2 separate regions of the Homo sapiens genome follow, and region 2 is linked to region 1. Evidence: chromatin contacts called from ENCODE Hi-C or POLR2A ChIA-PET data. All regions are on one chromosome and are shown on one strand. Each heading gives the region's core, a stretch centred on a gene start or an enhancer-like site at or near the end of the contact. The rest is flanking DNA. Distances are from core to core; before and after follow the strand shown. Region 1 holds the start of TRAF3IP2 (TRAF3 interacting protein 2). Region 2 holds the start of DCBLD1 (discoidin, CUB and LCCL domain containing 1).

Region 1 (5,710 bases), core at 2,382-4,881:
ACTCCATCACATTAGAAGTTATAATAAACATTTAGAGAACAACCTCAAACCAGCCCATGTTTTTTTTTTTTTTCTGTCGTTGTCATTGTTTTGGTTTTTGTTTTTTTGTTTCTTCAGATAAGATGGTTTCTCTAAGCACATGTGTGATCCCTAATTCAGCCACAGCCACGGAGTGAAGGAGAGGAAGGGGTAGAAAGGAAAAACCAAGAGAGGAAGAGGAAGGGAGAGAAAGGAAGGAAGGAGAACGGAAGAGAAGTAAGGAAAGTGGGGAAACGCTGAAGGATTTTTTTGTATTTGCCTTTTATTGGTGTAGGAGAGACACTTATTTACTTGTAATTTGTATGTAGTGCTGGGTATGAGAAGGGGCAGTTGGAAGAGAAGGGAAAGAATGAATATAGGTGAAAGGTAAGAGTGTCATAGGGTAAGCTGGGAGGCCAGGAAGAGTTTGGACAGACAGCTCAGAGTAGGAAGAGAGTTCAGAGCGGGGAGGGAGACCTGTTGACTCTGGGAAGGGGAAAGGGAAAAAACACTGGCATCCTGACTGCAGGGAAACAATGAGGCAGCGGAGAGCAAGTATCCCTCATTGCTGAGGGAGCTGCCAAGACCCCAGGCAGCCTCAGTCTGTGGGGTGCGGCCTGTGGGGTGCGAGGAGAGGGGCACAGGCTGGGAGCTCCGGTCAGTCCTGGCCCTCCTAAAGGGCTTGAGTTCAGCTGCCTTATCAGGGAACCAAGCCAAACCAGCACAGACCTAAGGATCACCCCATGGATGGAAGCCCACCCTTCTTCAGCCAGTCTACAACTCCTGGTATCCGGGAAGGTCTGTGCACACACAAGGTGTGCACACACACACACACACACACACACACAAGGCGTGCACACACAGCTACAGAGTGAGCTGAGTAGTCACAGCCAAGCACATGTGTGCTTCTAGGAGGCCTGCTGGGCACGGGAGGCAAAGACCATAAGTGGGAGAAAGGACAGCCTGAGTTTCATGAACTAAAAATATCTTGGTGACAACGCATTGGGAAGAAACAGGAGAGGCCCGGGGGGCAGCTTCTTGATTCCAGTCCTCAGACACTTTCTCATGGAAAAATCCTTCAGACTGCAGGATTGTTTTGATAAGGAAATGTGATCAAACATTAGGGGTCATTTCATTGGATCTGAAAGGAATTTAAAGTTGAATATGCCTCATCTGTGTTCACTCTTTTTTTTCTGCAGCAGTTGCCTGCAATTCATATATGTTTTTAGAAGCTAATTTAAAATTGCCTGCAGAAGAAAAATGATTTGAATTCAGGATATTCCTGAGATTTCCATTCTACAACGTGTAAAACAAAGATTTCATTTAGACAAACTACCCCACCATAATCTTTCTGAATGCCTGTTGAAGAATGCCTGCAGATATGACTGTCTTCTCCTCTTCTTTTTCTTTTCAGAGCATTTGAAAGTCACTAACTCCTTAATCCCAGGAGAAGCAGGCTTTAACATTTCCTGTCTCTACACCTTCCAAAAATGAGTAACCCTGAGTTAAGAACCTTTCTATCCGACATGTTGGTACATTACTCAGACCTCACTTCTGTTTAACCCACCCCATGCAAGGAACAGAGCAGAGTAACTACATTATCCATCTTTTGATGCTCCATCATGGAGTGACTGGTAGCTGCAGCAGCAGATTAAGAATGACTGTGGTGTGTGGCCTTTAAGGATTAGAGCGAGGCTGGCAAGTGCACAACAGTTAGCCTGCTTTCAGATAATGGTGCATCGTTGTTTGAAAATAAAATCAGGAACTCATTGCAGGTGAAATATCTTGAAATTCCTGTCCTTTCATCCCAGGGGAATAGAGAGAAATGCCTAAAAACATGACACGGACTACACCAGGACATCCCACAGAAACCAAAAGTCCTGCACCAGCCCATCCCAGTCAGCTAGGGCCTGTTTGAACTGTATTGATGGCAAGTAATTGCCAAAAAGAAACAATGACAATTTTTTTTTAAGTCACGGTCTGGAAAAAGTTAAGGATTCTGTGTATCCGCCATCTAATAATGTCTCTAATCACAGTCATCACCCTTACATGGTATTAGGATGTGTTTCATAGTTTCCCTTCCCCTCCCATTAAAGGCCCCACACACAGTGACTGGTCCAGCTGAGGAGTGGTTTCCAGGTCCAGCTACAGCAGTAACTCTGGCTTCTGGAGCTGGGCTTGTCTGCCAGTTCTCTGGCCTGCCTTGACTCTGTGGACAATAGCACAGACTATCCTTCCTGGGTAACCCAAATGGGACATGAACTAATTCGAGAAACTCCCTGTTTTCTCCTATTTGGCTAGAGCCAGTAATAAGGCCTCAATTCCAGGCAGCCCTCCCGCAGAGACACGTGTCTCCCAGCCTTTCGCCCTGACTGCTGCTTTACCTCTTGCCTTGAGAGCAGACGAGTGAAACAGAAATCAAAGCAGTTGACATGGAAGGGGGGTGAGCACCTACTAGGCATTTGGTAGCATGCTGGATTCTGGGAGGTAGAAAAATATCAGGAAACAAAGTCCTTTCCTCAAGGGGGTAACCAACTGGTAGTGGGAGGTAAAATTAAAATATGTGAATAATCGGTAAACAAAACAAGTCTTGAAGACCACCCATTACCACTACCCCTCTGGGACTATCCTGGCTTTGTTTTATAAGGGAATTTGACACACTCATGTTAGATCACCACCCCCCATCAATTTACTGATGAAGAAATCCAGGCTTAGTGGAGTCAGAGTGAATTGCCTAAGTCATGGAACCACAAGAAGTGAAGAACTTGAAACCAAGTTTCTTGTCCTTTTAAAAAATTTGGCCTCTTGTTCTCCTGTTCCTTTAAAAAAAAAAAAATCCCCCTATTCTAAGATACCATCTTGAACTTGAAAGTCACAAGAAGCTTGATTAGCTTCTAAGATCAAGTTCTGGCATTTCTCCCCCTTGTTCCCAAAGGCTCCGTCCAGCGCCAGGCTGGGAGGGCTGGAGGGCGGCTGCGGAGAGGGGCCGGGAGGCGGCTCACAGCCAGCACAGAGCTCAGCAGAACTTCCTGGCCCAAAAATGTGCTGTTGATTTTTTTCCCCCCTGCACGAAACAAGGATTGAGAAAACTGCCACTGACGTGTTCTGGGGCTGAAAGCCAATTACTTAATCTTTGCCATCCCTGGCTCTCTCTTTGGAGAAGTGGGGCTTGAATTCTTGAGAGAAACTTGTGGGGACACTAAGTACCCAAACGAATGGTTCCCAGGCAGCTCCGAGCTGTCCCCGTGTGCGAGCCTCCTCTCCTCAAAGGGTTAACCCGGCGGGGCTCGCTGGCCTGAAATACTATACTAGCAACACATCCTTGCAGCACAAACTTCACTGTCATTTTCTCAGCTAAGATGGTCTCTGTGCGAACAAGTTAAAGGAGGGGAGACGAACACAGAGGAAAGTAGAGGCAGAATGTTTCAGTAAAGGAGAAACAGCGTGCTTTGGGAAATAGGTCAGAGGTGAAGAAATAAGACCAGGCAAGTGGCAACTCCGAATAACTTACCTTAGATCCACCACGGACAGACAGACTGGGCCCGGAGGGTAGTCGGCTCTCGGCGGCTTCTCGTCTCCCTCCACCTTCTCCGGGCCCAGGTAAGTAGAAGAACAGGCTCTGAAGCAGGAAGTGGAAGCTGTATGCAAATTTCTACGGAGCCTAGGAAGCCTCTGCTCAAAATCTCCCTGTGGGCAGTGAATCAACGGCTGAGGAGTCACTTTATTTCTTAAAACAGAAACCTCCTTCATTCATGAGAAAGGGCCAGTGACCAATTAGGCGGCATTTTTGTTTTCGCCACCCAGCTAAGAAGCTGCCCAGGAGTGGGCAGAACCTCAGTGTAGTCGCAGTGCCCTCGCCTGGGAGGGTGTCTCCGGGAGGAGATTGAACTCGAATGTTAAGAATTAGTAATCATTAGCAGCTCCAAAGGAGGGGATTGTGGGCAGATAATGGGGAAGAAGAGGGAGTCGAGCTTCTTCCACCTCCTCTAACTGCTTAAAACATCAGCATTGCCGAGCGCGGTGACTCACGCCTGTAATCCCAGCACTTTAGGAGGCCGAGGCGGGAGGATCACGAGGTCAGGAGATCGAGACCATCCTGGCTAACAAGGTGAAACCCCGTCTCTACTAAAAAATACAAAAATTAGCCGGGCGTAGTGGCGGACGCCTGTAGTCCCAGCTACTCGGGAGGCTGAGGCAGGAGAATGGCGTGAACCCGGGAGGTGGAGCTTGCAGTGAGCCGAGATCGCCACTGCACTCCAGACTGGGCGACAGAGCGAAGACTCCGTCTCAAAAAAAAAATTTAAAAAAACCCAAAAAATCAGTATTTGCTGCCCATAACCACTGGGGGGGTGGGGGGGGGCTCACTGACCATGCTCCTGGACACACGTGTACACACAGCATACACATGCCTGTGGCTTGTGCACACACACCACCCTATTGTCAGGCACAAAAAAAGTGGTTAATTTTAAGAACACACACACACACATACATACACATGCACACATGCACACTAACCTCCTCTGGCTGCATTTTCCTGACCTCAAGATTTTTTTTCTCCCCTTTCCTTCCCATTGTTTAATCAGTAGCCTGCAGAATTTATTGCATGAAGGAGCGCTGCAGGCAGGATGATACCCAGCGATGTGAACAGAGAGAGAGAGAGACAACTGCCTTTCGGGGCAGCAGTCAGTAATGGGAGCAGTGTTAGCTGGAGCTTTGGAGTCAGGAGGACCTGGGTACGAACTCAGCCATGTCACTGGCCAGCTGGGCGCCCTGGGCAGACACACCATGCTCCTGGTGCTGGACTTGTCTGCCTGTTGAAGGGGTCCAAGTGTCAGTCCACTCAGCCGGCTATCTCTCTACTCTCATCAAGGGGACAGGCCCCAGAGCATCCCTGTTCAGATTGTACCAGGTTCTGCTCAAGCAGGATACAGGAAGCAGGTTGCTCAACATTCCACAAGCAGAGAAAATGCAGCTTGTTTTTAACACAGTATACACAGGTTGTTTGCATTTGGTTTGCAGAAAATGATGCAGCTATTAAAAATCATCAATATGTATGTATTATCTGAGCCACTAACATGAAAAAGTGGCTCTGAGATATTATTTAACTAAAAGTATTATCTTATTTTTTGCCAATATATGTGACATATACACACACATAGATATGTATATCGATTTTTTTTAAGAGACAGTGTCTCAGTCTATTGCCCAGGCTGGAGTGCAGTGGCGCAATCATAGCTCACTGCAGCCTTGACCTCCTGGGCTCAAACAATCCTCCTGCCTCAGTCTCCCGGGTAGGTGGGACTACAGGTGCACACCGCCACACCTAGCTAATTTTTAAATTTTTTCTAGAGACAGGTCTCCCTGTGTTGCTGAGGCTGGTCTTGAACTCCTGGTCTCAAGGGATCCTCCCACCTTGTGAGCAGCAAGCCACCCAGGTGCCGAGGCAAGAGACCGAGGACACGAGCTGTTCCAGTACAATAAAATATAAAACAAGAATAGTTATACCAGATATAGATCTTAGATATGATTATATATGAATATCATTAATCATTAGTTTGTAGCAATTACTCTTTATTCCAATATTACAATAAACCTTGCTCTATAATCATAACCTAGGAAAAACCAGGCCATACGAGATAAGAGCTGAGGGGACACAGTGAGAAGTGACCAAAAGACAAGAGTGCGAGCCTTC
Region 2 (5,710 bases), core at 2,292-4,791, 5.9 Mb after region 1:
AGTCTCGCTCCCGCTCTTCGCCCAGGCTGGAGTATGATGGCATGATCTCGGCTCACTGCAACCTCTGCCTCCTGGGTTCAAGTGATTCTCCTGCCTCAATCTCTTGAGTAGCTGGGATTACAGGCACCCACCACCATGCCTGGCTAATTTTTGTATTTTTAGTAGAGATGGGGTTTCTCCATGCTGGCCAGGCTGGTCTCAAACTCCTGACCTCAGGTGATCCACCTGCCTTGGCCTTCCAAAGTGCTGGGATTACAGGTGTGAGCCACTGTGCCTGGCCAGGTTCAATCTTCATAAGCACCCTGTGATCTCTGTTTCTGAGCTTTAAAAATAATATCTTTTCCTTGTCTGACAAACATTGTTTTCCTTCTAATTAATATCTTCACCTCTCCCAGGCCCTGCCAGACTTTTAAAATCCAGGTTATATGCCCTTCTTCTGTGATTCCATGGTACCCTGTACCTCTGCTATCCCTGTGCCTATCAATCGATATAATTCATTTTGTCTGTATAATTAACTTTCCCAAATTTTTATTATTAGATCATAAATCAGGAAGAGAAGGTATTTATTTTTATTGTACTGCTGTCACATTGTTTCACATATGGAAAATGTCTAAAACATTGGGAATTACAATTGAACTTGAGATTTGGGTGGGGACACAGATTGAAACCATATCAGACATCTATAAGGGCTTCAATTTTATAGCTGATAGTTTTCTTCATAGAGTCACAGGCAGGGTTACTAAATGTTAAGGATAAATTGAATTAGGTCATTGAACTGGACTACAATCTATTTTGAAGCTGTCTGTTTAGAATCATGCTAGGTTTGCAGTTCTGTTTAAATTCTGTCTTACCTAAGCAAGACAGAACACATAATTTATAATATAAAATAAGGCAGCTCCTGACCAGCTGTTATGTATTTTTACAGAAGAGCTGGCAAATGTAAGCATAAATTGCAGTAAGATATGCAAAATAAGGACTGGATGGCAAGTGGGGGGATGGGTTAGAAGTGCAATAGCCTATGAGAGACACTTCCCTAGAGATATTTCCCATCTTAGTATGTGAAATGTTTATAGGTAGATCCTAATAAGCATAATTTTTCTTAATGGAACTTGGTTCTTAGATTCCATCATGCATCATTTTAAAAAATCAAAGTGGAATCGTCTCAAGATTAAAACAAGTATATTAATTCAACAAGGCTTATTTCATTGTATAGAAAAATATACTGTAGTTCCAGCTACTCAGAAGGCTGCGGCAGGAGGACTGAGACCAGGAGCTGGAAGCTGTAGTGCACTGTGATCAGGCCTGTGAATAGACACTGCACTCCAGCTGGGCAACATGGTAAGACCCTTTCTCTAAAAATGATACATACATATACATATACATGTATACACACACACACCCCAGTATATATATTTTATAATCTGTTGTATTTTCACTTTTTTCTTTTATTATGACTTTCTTAACTAGAGATTTTACATTTCAAGGAAGGAATGGCATGATGAAATCAATAGGATCTGGCTGGTCTTTCTGTTTCTTCATTGTTACCAGATCCTAAATCTTTCCCCTTATCTGGCTCAGGATTCAGGTGTACAGCAGATAATTCCATTCCCATCAAGGTACTGACTGAAGTTAAAAAAAAAAAAAAGTCACCCCTGAAAGCCCACCTGCCTCACATTATGAATTCCTCACTGTTAAACAATACTCCCCATTGTCTTTGCTTCATTCATAGCTCACAGTGTCAAACCTGTTGGAGCCTGGAAGCAGCTGCCCAAACTCACTTAGAAAGAATGAAGAGAAATAAGAAAAAGCGAAAACTGAAGTTAGGAGGAGACTCAACGTATCAAAGTATCGTTCTGTGTTTTTGAGTGTAAGAATACTCAATATTTTTATGGGTGTGAATTTACTTTCTGTTAAAAAATGATAAAACCTACCGTTTATTAGGTACTTTCTCTACATGCTAGAACCCAATATACACATTCAGTTAGGTACTTTCTCTACATGATAGAACTTAATATACAAATTCAGTATACACTGAATATACACATATATACCCAGTTTGATTCTGGACCTCAGCTCTTCAACAAAGCTGAGGTCCAGAATCAAACCGGGATCCCCTCCATTTCTAAAGCCCAAGTTCTTTCATCTAAGATATGCTGCCTCAGAGAAAGCAAAGCCCCAAAGACAATCTCATTTGAGATTTTATCAGCTTGTTTATTTAGTTAAAAAAAGAAAAGGAAGAGGAAAAAAGGAACGCATGTATGAAATGAGTCTGTCCAGGGTATCCAAAGATCACGAGGGGCCAATGTTTGCCATTGGAGGGGCTGTTGCTTCCTCTCCGCCTCCACGCTTCCCTGCGCTGCACCTCTAGGTGAAACTTCAGCGTGCCGCGCGGTGGTGCGAAGGTGAGGGCAGCGCGCAGAGGAAGTAAACGGGGACTACAGGGGACCAGAGACGTGAGATAGTCCTTAAAATACATATCTAATCTGTCCTCGTCATTTTCCACTGCCACCACCCTATTCAACTACTCGGTGATAACCCTGTAATTCTCCAGTCTCCAATCTGTCCTCCCCAAACCCTTCTCCGCAACTCCTCAAGAGGATCATCGGGTGGAGTCCTTCCCCCTTCTGAACCTTCCGTGGCTGCTCACTACTCCGAGGACCAAGTTAAACATCCTTTAGGTTATTTAGCTGCACGTCCTGGCCCCTACTCTGTACACTAGCTTCTACATCTGGCCGTGTACCCACCTGTTCACTGTGCTCCAGCTACCTGGCCCTTTCCTCCTTCAGCTTCTTTGCACAACTTGTCTGTTTTGGCTCCTGCTTTAATCTCAGCTTTGATGCCACTTAGGCCTTTCCTAGCTGATTCCCGCCCTCACCCCTGTTACCCGCCATCTAATTACAGCTCTCTAAATGTGCTTCAACAGCACCTTTCATGTCACTGATTGCAATTTGCATTGAATACTTGCCTGATTATTTTTGTCTGCAAGTGCCACATGGGTTTAGCCCTGCTCCTGACAAGCACACTGCTGAACTGAGTAACTTTTGAATGAATGAATGAATGAGTGAATAAATCAGTGAAGGTCCTACTTGGCACTGTCATCATCCTATCATCAAAATATTTCGAGTCCCTCGGTGTTGCTATCCCTGGCATGCCCATCCCCGCGGGCTGGCAAAACCCTGGAGGGGGCAGCCTCCCAAGGCACCGCCGCGGGCTCAGCCCATCTAGGAATGACTCCCGCACCACGCGGCGAGGGGCGGGTCCGGCGGCGAGGTGTCCTGCTGCCTAGCAGGTTCACGTGTACTGGTGCAGGTGGGGAGGAAGGCAAGGAAGGAGCGCAGCAGGGCGCGCCAGATACGTGGAGGGGAGCGCGGGCGGCGCCTCGCTCGCCTCCGGCTTCGCCGTCGGTCACTGCCTGGGAACGCGACTTCCTCCTCTAGGGGCCGACGTGCGGGGCGGGGCGGGGCCGGGCGGGAGACGCCCCCGCAGGGCTGGGCTGAAAGCCGCCCCAATGGGATTCGGTGCGGGGCAGCGACTGCGCCCCGTCCCGGCGCCGCGCTCGTCCGCAGAGGAGGCGGCCCGGCCCGGGCAGCTGCGGCTCGGGATCCGTCGAGGGGAGGCCGAGCTTGCCAAGCTGGCGCCCAGCGGGGTCATGGTGCCCGGCGCCCGCGGCGGCGGCGCACTGGCGCGGGCTGCCGGGCGGGGCCTCCTGGCTTTGCTGCTCGCGGTCTCCGCCCCGCTCCGGCTGCAGGCGGAGGAGCTGGGTGAGTGGAGCGCGTCCGGCTGGCGGCGGGACCCGAGGCGCCAGGGGCGGGCTGAGGGCTGCGGGGCGGGCCGGGCCGGGCCGAGGGCTACGGGGCGGGCCGGGCCTGGGGGGACGGAGCGCGGGAGGAAGTCGGGCTCGCCGCCTGCCATCCGCGGAGTCCGGCTCTACCCGCGGGGCTGGGGGTGAAGTAGGTTACTGCATTCCTTGTCGCTCCCCCACCAAACTCCTTCCTTCCCCCAAAACCAGAGAATTAACCTGGCGTCTCTGCACTTTCTCTCCGCCGCCCCCCAGCCCATTTCACTTAGTTTCCAGACTTCCTGACTCTGCTGGCCCCGTGAGAAGTGACCTGACCCCGAGGGTCGCCTTAGGGGACAGCCGTGTGCAGGGCCAGTTCTTTCCAGCTGCCTTTTGACAAAGCCGCTCCTCGGCCGGCGCTGGGCCCTGCCCTCCCTGCCGTCGCTCCTCCCGCGCGGAATTGGAATCCCGGCGTGTGCGTTCGGGGCTCGTGCGGAATGGCCGGGGCACGTTTGCCGAGGTTGGCCTTGGACGCTGGCGAGCAGGCGGTGCTGCCACCTCCTCTCGAGTGTCCTGCTGGCGCCGCAAGTTGGAATCGTGTGGCTTCCTGTGTATTTGAGCCGGTAGACTCTCAACCAGGCTGCTTTTTCTCTGGAGCTGGTCTTTGACTTGGAGTTAGACCTAATTAACCCACAACCGAGTTTACCCTCTGCCTGTCCAGCATATTAAAGCAGCAACCCCCTTTACCAGCCCTGGGTGTCCCTATTTCATTCGTCCTCATTAATTAGTGCTTTTTTTTTTTTAATAGCAAGGGCCAGCTTTCTGCCGAGTTGTTTCAGTGTTTCCTCTCCTCCCTTGCTCCTGGCCGTATATGCCTGAGCTTATTTAATGGCGCTGAGTCTATCCGGAGTACTTTGACAGCTCCCCCAACCACCATGCTTTCTGGTGAAACAAGAATCAAAACTAAAACCAATGCCGGCATTTTTTTCACTGAACTATGCCTCCATTCTGAAACATTGATACTCGAGATGGTGGTGGTGGTTCCTAAGTTTATATTACATACCAGTTTGTTTAAAAAAACAAAATCCCCAAAACCCTAAAGTGATTTTGTCTGGTACTGTAGCACAATACTAGGCAGATTGTAAAATTGTAATAAATACGTAAGATTTTGTTAAATGCGTAGGACTTTTATAATGGATGTTTTAAATATTTTTATTTTTTTCTCAACTCACAGTTTGAAGGTGCACCTTTAATACTATACGTCTGTGAGAATCAGTCCAGCAGTATGTTCCTGTACTAATCTGGCCAAAGCTGTCACTTATCTTTCCCAATAAAGATTTAGATTTTGTATGGTCATCCAGGCTGTTAACTGGGCACTTTGTGAGAGCGGTTCTCTAGGAACAAGTGTGATTGCTTAGATTCTTTTTAAAAACCTATTATCATTATTGTTATTTTTGAGACAGTGTCTCACTCTGTCGCCCAGGCTGCAGTGCAGTGGCACGATCTCAGCTCACTGCAGCCTCAACCTCCTGGGCTCAAGCAATCCTCCCACCTCAGCCTCCTGAGTAGCTGACACTACAGGTGCATCCCACCACACCTGGCTAATTTTTGTATATTTTGTAGAGACAGGGTTTAGCCATATTACGCAGGCTGGTTTTGAACTCCTGAGCTCAAGTGATCCACCCACCCCGGCCTCCCAAGGTGCTGGGACTACAGGCATGTGTGGTTGCTTAGATTCTTACTGGGCTTCAAATCTTTATAATTTTATAATGTTAGGGTTGTGATAAAATGCTACCATCTGTGTTATAGGCAATTTCGTATTAGACTTTTATTTATTGTGTGGTTTTAGGAAACAAATGGTATAACTTAACCTGAATGTTTATAAGCCTAATCAATACAATTAATTAATTTTTTGTGTGTCAGAGTCTGGTG

What was found. A loop is a pair of places that touch in the nucleus more often than their neighbours do. ChIA-PET counts read pairs that join two places held with the same protein, here RNA polymerase II (POLR2A). Pooled maps may share reads with other maps.
Region 2: a loop to region 1 is called in a pooled map, with 3 times the contacts of the local background. The contact joins the promoter of DCBLD1 here to the promoter of TRAF3IP2 in region 1. A Hi-C loop is called at or near these places in 1 of 50 pooled maps. POLR2A ChIA-PET finds 5 or more read pairs at or near these places in 2 of 52 experiments (AG04449 and PC-9).

The regions. Positions count from the first base shown.
Region 1 is chr6:111,602,247-111,607,956 of GRCh38, forward strand. TRAF3IP2 (TRAF3 interacting protein 2) reads right to left here and starts at 3,632. Exons shown (of 9, transcript NM_147686.4): 1 at 3,530-3,632. It also overlaps TRAF3IP2-AS1. RefSeq lists enhancers at 3,341-3,410, 3,701-3,750, 4,596-5,228.
Region 2 is chr6:117,479,133-117,484,842 of GRCh38, forward strand. DCBLD1 (discoidin, CUB and LCCL domain containing 1) reads left to right here and starts at 3,542. Exons shown (of 15, transcript NM_001366458.2): 1 at 3,542-3,761. The coding sequence starts at 3,650. RefSeq lists a silencer at 3,418-3,997 and enhancers at 4,358-4,437, 4,448-4,497, 4,528-4,577.